Linked DNA regions of Homo sapiens: region 2 is linked to region 1. Evidence: chromatin contacts called from ENCODE Hi-C or POLR2A ChIA-PET data. All regions are on one chromosome and are shown on one strand. The core of a region is the stretch at or near the end of the contact, and the rest is flanking DNA. Distances in the headings are between cores, read along the strand shown.

Evidence for each region. A loop is a pair of places that touch in the nucleus more often than their neighbours do. ChIA-PET counts read pairs that join two places held with the same protein, here RNA polymerase II (POLR2A).
Region 2: a map with no recorded cell type shows a loop between it and region 1 (34-fold over the local background). The contact joins the promoter of FAM13B here to the promoter of LINC01843 in region 1. A Hi-C loop is called at or near these places in 1 of 37 single-sample maps with no recorded cell type. POLR2A ChIA-PET finds 5 or more read pairs at or near these places in 1 of 52 experiments (HepG2).

What each region holds. Positions count from the first base shown.
Region 1 is chr5:134,504,545-134,508,066 of GRCh38, forward strand. It overlaps LINC01843 (long intergenic non-protein coding RNA 1843), which reads left to right and starts at 2,008. Exons shown (of 2, transcript NR_105045.1): 1 at 2,008-2,290. RefSeq lists an enhancer at 1,622-2,276.
Region 2 is chr5:138,031,132-138,034,463 of GRCh38, forward strand. FAM13B (family with sequence similarity 13 member B) reads right to left here and starts at 1,948. Exons shown (of 24, transcript NM_001385994.1): 1 at 1,651-1,948. It overlaps FAM13B-AS1 (FAM13B antisense RNA 1), which reads left to right and starts at 1,643. Exons shown (of 2, transcript NR_037900.2): 1 at 1,643-1,821. LOC124901077 (a long non-coding RNA gene) reads left to right here and starts at 2,008. Exons shown (of 2, transcript XR_007058952.1): 1 at 2,008-2,120; 2 at 2,364-3,332. RefSeq lists enhancers at 977-1,036, 1,137-2,020 and silencers at 1,527-1,596, 1,607-1,656.

The DNA of each region.
Region 1 (3,522 bases), core at 758-3,257:
GTCGAGGGCTTGAGGAGGAAATTGGATACATAGCAGGATTTTGCTACAGAGCAGAAATGAGCATTTACTTTCCGAGCAAAGACAGCCCTTCTCCAAGGATGCCCCTGGGTGTCTCTGTATGTACCTCCCCAACCCAGCATGGGTGCCATGCTCAAGGTTCAGACAGAGGACCACAAGCCCCATGCTGCACCATGCATAATGTCCCTCTTCCCCTTTGACGGGGGGGACGATGGGAGCTTGGCAGAATTTAACCATCCTTAGCAGAGGACCACGCCTATGAAGGGCCAATAGGGCCAGTGATGGGCTGTGCTCCTGGGGTGGGGGCAACCCTCAACTTGCTGTCCTCAGTAACACAGCCGATAGATGTCTCTGAGAAAAGAGACCAACCCAGCTGTGCCAGGCAACTGACTGGACCCCTGACTTGGATTCAGGTCAGGTCTAAAGATGCCTTCTCCCCTATTAGCATCAGGTTCAAAGCCAGGCTTAGCCAAACCCTAAACATTCCTTACACTTTCTGGGGAACCACGAAATTCTTCATGAAGCCCTTAATTTAAAAAGCATCTTGTAGGCTGGGCACGGTGGCTCACGCCTGAAATCCCAGCAGCACTTTGGGAAGCCGAGGCGGGCGGATCACGAGGTCAGGAGTGAGACAAGCCTGGCCAACAGAGTGAAACCCCTTTTCTACTAAAAATACAAAAAACTAGCCGGGTGTGGTGGCATGTGCTTGTAATCCCAGCTACTTTGGGGGCTGAGGCAGGAGAATCGCTTGAACTTGGGAGGCAGAGGTTGCAGTGAGCCGAGATCGTGCCACTGCATTCCAGCCTGGGTGACAGTGCGAGACATAGTCTTAAAAAAAGAAAAAAAGAAAAAGAAAAGAAAAGAAAAGCATCTTGTGCTGGGCACGGTGGCTCACGCCTGTAATCCCAGCACTTTGGGAGGCTGAGGCAGGTGGATCACTTGAGGTCAGGAGTTCGAAACCACCCTGGCCAACACAGTGAAACCTCGTCTCTACTAAAAAAAAAAAAAATTAGCCAGGTGTGGTGGCAGGCACCTGTAATCCCAGCTACTTGGGAGGCTGAGGCAGGAGAATCACCTGAACCCAGGAGGCGGAGGTTGCAGTGAGCCGAGATCGCACCATGGCACTCCAGCCTGGGAAACAGAGGGAAACTCCATTTAAAAAAAAAAAAAAAGCATCTTGTTCTGTCTGCTATGTGGGCTCTAACTGGAATTGGTAGGGCTATGGGCTCCAGGAGGCTTCATTAGCCAGAGGACCTACTAGGACTGGGCCTGCACTGATATCTTGAGGTAGAGGTGGGGGCCTGGAAGCTGGGTGCAGGGCTGAGGCCCCTCACTGGGTCTGCACTGAACAGCTAGGCCCAGGAGCCAAATCATGGTTGCAGACATTTGGCTTCCATTATCTGACTATTTGGGACAGCCTCAAGCTAGACTTGATTACTGCAAACCTGAAATAGTTCCTTATTAGACAGGGCTAGCTCACCCTCCTAAATGAGTCTTGTTGGGACTCTCGGGGTCTTGCACTGAGCACACTTCCTCATCCTATCCTCCAGCCCCTCTGGCAGGAAAGTAGGAGCACCCCCAGGGCTTCTGCCCCGGGCCTCTGCACAGACTCCAGGGGCACCTGTGGGGCTGAGGGCAAGTGGCAGCACAGTGCCTCCGGCCAGGACTGGCCCAGCCCTCTTCCCTGTGCCCAGCTCCTCCCCATGGAAGAAAGGGGAGAACAGGACTGGCTACTTGAGGACACCAGGGACTGGGCCTGCCTGAGAGTGACAGTTCTGGGACTCTCCCTGCTCCCGGTGAATGCCAGCCAGGGTGTGGGGCCCAGGAGGCTCCAGTGCTTTCCCAGTCCAAAGGTCACTAACTGCCCAGCCGCTGGGAGTGTGTGCAGGGGGCGGTTCTCCAGCCAGGGAGGTGCAGGAATAAAGGGGGTGTGGGGAGACAGGAAGAGGCTGAGCTTGTGGGGCCTGAGAGCCTCTCCCCTGGGCAGGGTGGGGTCATTGGGCTGCCTTAGATTCCCCCCCCCACCTCTCAGCCTGCTGCCTCTGGACAAAGCTCTGCAGAGGAGCCCCATCTCCTTCAGCCCCCTCCTGCCTTTGGGGTGCAAGTTTCCTGAAGGACTTGAGTGAGATGTCACCAAGCAACAGGCTGTCAGGCTCTTGGCAGCAAGTACTGGCCCAGCGACTCGCGGCAGAGTCTCTCCTTGGGGCGTCTGTCCTTATCAGGGGTGGATGCTGTCAGACTTGCTAATGGTGGAATTTCTGGCATGTGGCAGGTGGGTAAAAGAGACCCCTGGGCTAGGGAGCCATTTGCAAGTCCCTCAGATGGCCTCAGGTGTGGGTCATGCTCCACTGCAGCCATGGTTACTGGGAAGCCAAGTGGACTCCATGGGGCTCCAAGCAGTGGGAGGGAGCTCCTGGGAGACACAGTGTGGCCCAGATGCCCTGGTCATGGGGACATCCAAGCACAGGTGAGAAACTTGGGCAGGGAGGGTGCAGAGGAAATTTGGAAATGGCTGAGAGGCTGGACTCAAGGTCTCTTGGGCTTGAACTGAGCTCAAGCAATCCACCCACTTCAGCTTCCCAAGGTGCTGGGATTACAGTCGTGAGCCATGGCATCCGGCTGGACTCAAGGTCTCTTGTTCCCTGATCCTGGGCTTGGCATGGAGAAGGGAGGAAGCTGAAGGGGGCAGGTAAAAAGATGCCTACCTGGGCACTGTAGACTAAATGAACCCTCAGACTGTGAAAGTCTCAGAAATCAGAGAAAGAGGCCTGGTGTGGTGGCTTGCACCTGTAATCTTAACACTTTGGGAGGCTGAGGCGGGAGGATTGCTTGCGCCCAGGAGGTTGAGGCTGGAATGAGCCATGATCACTCCAGTGCACTCCAGCCTGAGTAACAGAAAGAGACCCTGTCTCAAAAAAGAAAAAAGAAAAAAAAAACAGAGGAAGGGACTGGCACTTCCAAGTCAGAGAGAGCTCCCTGAAGAGGTGGGCCTGGTAATTGAGAAAGAAAGCAGTTGAGACAGACACGGGGGCTATGGGAGCAAGAGTCTGGAGGTGCGAGCATGCCGGGCAGGTGTAAGGACTGGTGAGTCACCAGGGGAAATGTGTAAAAAGGCTGTGGGTAATGAGGTGGCAAACGGTGGAGAGCTCTGCCCTGAGCTCCATACCCTTCCAAGCCTTTGCCCATGCTTATGGTTGAATTGTGTCTCCATGCCATGCACAACAAAGATATACATTGGGCTGGGCACGGTGACTCACGCCTATAATCCCAGCACTTTGGGAGGCCAAGGCAGGTGGATCACCTGAGGTTGGGAGTTCGAAACCAGCCTGACCAACATGGAGAAACCCCGTCTCTACTAAAAATACAAAATTAGCTGGGCGTGCTGGCGCATGCCTGTAATCCCAGCTCATCGGGTGGCTGAGGCAGGAGAATCGCTTGAACCCAGGAGGCAGAGGTTGCGATGAGCCGAGATCGTGCCATTGTGCTCCAGCCTGGGCAACAAGA
Region 2 (3,332 bases), core at 698-3,197, 3.5 Mb after region 1:
ATAACTGATTATAAAAGCAGTTATTTTATTGGTGGGGAAACACTGACAAGTCAACAGATTCATTTCAGCCATTTTCTCTCCTAAAACAATGACATTCTAATAAAAAAAACTAACATTTACACCACCCAATGAATTATGCCACTGCAATATGCCCTTCTACATTTTCCAAGAACTTAAGCTGTGTCACACACGTGTCTAAATTAGTAATAAAATTAAACTGGAGAAACTATTACTCCAATTTTAAAAGCAGCACGGATTAAAAAAGTAAGAAGGGGGCAAGGCACGGTGACTCACGCCTGTAATCCCAGAACTCTGGGAGGCTGAGGCAGGCGGATCACTTGAGGTCAGTTCAAGACCAGCCTGGCCAACTTAGTGAAATCTGATCTCTACCAAAAATACAAAAATTAGTCAGGCGTGGTGGCGGGCGCCTGTAGTCCCAGCTACTCAGGAGGCTGAGGCAGGAGAATCGCTTGAATCCGGGAGGAGGAGGTTGCAGTGAACCGAGATCGCTCCACTGCACTCCAGCCTGTACGACAGAGCGAAACTGTCTCAAGGAAAAAAAAAAAAAAGTAAGAAGGCGCTCCCAATGGATATACAAATAATTATCAGTCCATTCAATTCCATCAACAAGCACTTAGTAAATGCACAGTACCTGTGAGAAAACCAGGCCAACAAGCATTTCAAGGTTACCAAAAAAGGAAGGTTGAAAATAGCCTCACACTAACCCAGCTCTAAAAAGACAAATAATTCAAAACCACCCTTTAATGTCTGTCTCTCTAAACAGGTGCACCCCAGTTAATGTTAATAGTCTGCATTACTACTGGTAATGATTCTGGCTACCATTTTAGATTATCAGATCCTTCAAAGTAAATGCCCAACTTTTTTCACTGATTAGAAGGCGAAACGGGGAACCAAATGAAATAATCCACCGTCTTTCTAAAAGTCAGTTTGATTTTAACTGATTACAAACAAAAAGGGCTTAACAGTTTCCCACTGCGCAAATGTGCCAACCGATTCCTACAACCTCATCTAGGAAACCAGGCGTGCCACGCGAACCCTAATGCTATACAAAGTGTCCCCCTCCAGCCTGGCCTATGCAGAGCGCATTCTAGACAAGGCCCCAGTGCACCAACAGCCCAATTTTGGCTATATTCTCTGAGCGATTTAAGGAAGTCCGCAACCACTCATCTCACGTGACCTTAAAAAGGGGCGCAGTTGAGCCCAGAATAAAACACACTCCTTTTTCTTCTACATCAACTTCACTGCCCAGCATGAAGGAAGTGGGCGGGGAAGAGGCGCAGCGCCAGCGGGCAGGAGAGGTCAGCAAAGAAACGTGGGGTGTCGCGCCATCTACTCTGGAGGGGCTGGAGGTGAGGGGCACGCCCGCTCAACTGCACTGCAGCCGCTGCAAATCCAAGGCTGCCACACCCCCCGGCAGCCAGGGACACGGCTTCATCTTCCTCTTTCTCCAGCGGAAAGGGGGCCCTCTCCACGGAACGCCCCACCTGCTAGAGTCCTCCACATCCCGAAACGCAACGCCCGAGAGCAGGCGCGGGTGGCAGGCGGCGCTGGGGGGCAACAGGAGGGGAAGGGCCGCGGCGACCTGCAACCCGCGCATGCGCAGATCCGGGTACCCGCCCGTTTACCTACCGTTGGAACCGCGATGCCCCGTTCCCTGGCCGCGGCCGCTTCTCCAGGACCCGCGGCGACGGCAAGAGGGCGAGAACTGAGGCCCCAAGTGGCTCCGCGGCCGAGAAGCCTCTTCCTGGGGCGGCCGCTGACGGGAGGTTAAAGCTACGGCTGTGGCGCGGGGCCAGCCCGGTAAGCGACCCCCCGGATACCCCCGGCGGTGGTGGCGACGCAGACGCGGAACAGGGGGAGAGAGTGGCGACAGAGGCGGCGGCTGAGGTGCAGAGCCTCCCTAACGGCGAGCGGGAGGAGAGCGGCTGGCGGGCGGAGGCCGGGCCGGACGTGACGTGCGTGGGAGGGGGCGGGGCAGGCCGCTGGTGGGGGCGGGGCGGCGAGGGTCCCCACCCCCACAGCATTCCGGGCAGCGGCCCTGTGTCCTGCAAGCTTGAGGACCGCGGTTCCTCTCCCACCAATTGGGGTCCTGAATTAGGGTGCGAGCAGCCAGGCGCCATCCCGGGGCGGGTTGTGGGGTCCTCGGTATGGGGAGGTTGGGAAACAGAGAGGACACTGGGGAGAGGAAAGATAAAGGGAAAATCCGGAACACAGAGATCGCTTCTGGTCTCTGCGGAGGAAGCCAGGCCCCCAGGGCGCCCATATCCAGGTGAGGAGCACAGAGACCTGAACCGAAAACCGCTGGGGGAGACCTAAGCGGTGACTTCGGTTCCCATTCCCAGAGATGTGAGTTAGATCCGGGACCACGGGGCTGCACCTGCGTCCTGCCCGCCCCCACCCTACCCCTTCACCTCAGGACCTGACCTAGACTCCAGAGAGAACAGTAAGGCTTCGGTGCCTTAGTCTGGGACTGTGGAAGTCGATAGGCTGCGGGCTTACAGGGAGCTTCGTATACTAAAATCAGCCAGCTGCGGAGGCAGAGCTGAAAGGAGGCAGAAAGAATGAGCTCTCTGAACTTGCATGGCTACCCAGACCATCCCTACAACTCCCTTGAACTCACAAGGGTATGAATATTCAGCCAATCTCTTCTTTGTTATAGTCTGTTAAGGGCTTTGAGATCTTCCATTTGGACTCCTTGACAGCCGGTAGATCAACACCTGCACAAAAAATAGCAGCCACCACAATTCAGTTGTCCCTTACCTACCTGAGCTGGAAGTTAGTAACTTGGAAAATGTAAAACAAGAACCCTCATAGAACTTGGGACAAGATTTGAAAAAAATAAAGTTACCCTATGAAATGATCTGTAAATGGGCTACAGAGGCCACAGTGTCTCCCACATTTCATCAGAGAGAGTAAACCATGTGTAACCTAAGTGTCACATACCCAGTTAATGCTGTCATAACCGAAGGGTGGGGTCCACAAAGAGTCTAAAACCAGAAGAATCTGAATAAGAATGTTCTATGAGGCTCCCAGGAACTCTGTCCAGGAACGAGGCAACTGATTCTAATGACCAGAACCAACACTTACTCTCAGGGCAGTTAAATCTTAATTCAGATTCACTCACTCATTCAACAGATACTTAGTGAATGCTTACTATGTTCTAGTCTCTTAAGATACGTCAGTAAATCCCTGCCTTCGTGGAGTTTATATCCTAGCAAACCTAAATTCTGGATCTCCGTTAAGAGCATACAAAGGCCCATACTCTGATTCCAAACTCAGCTAGTAGCCTTTCCATCATTCAGGGAGTCTCT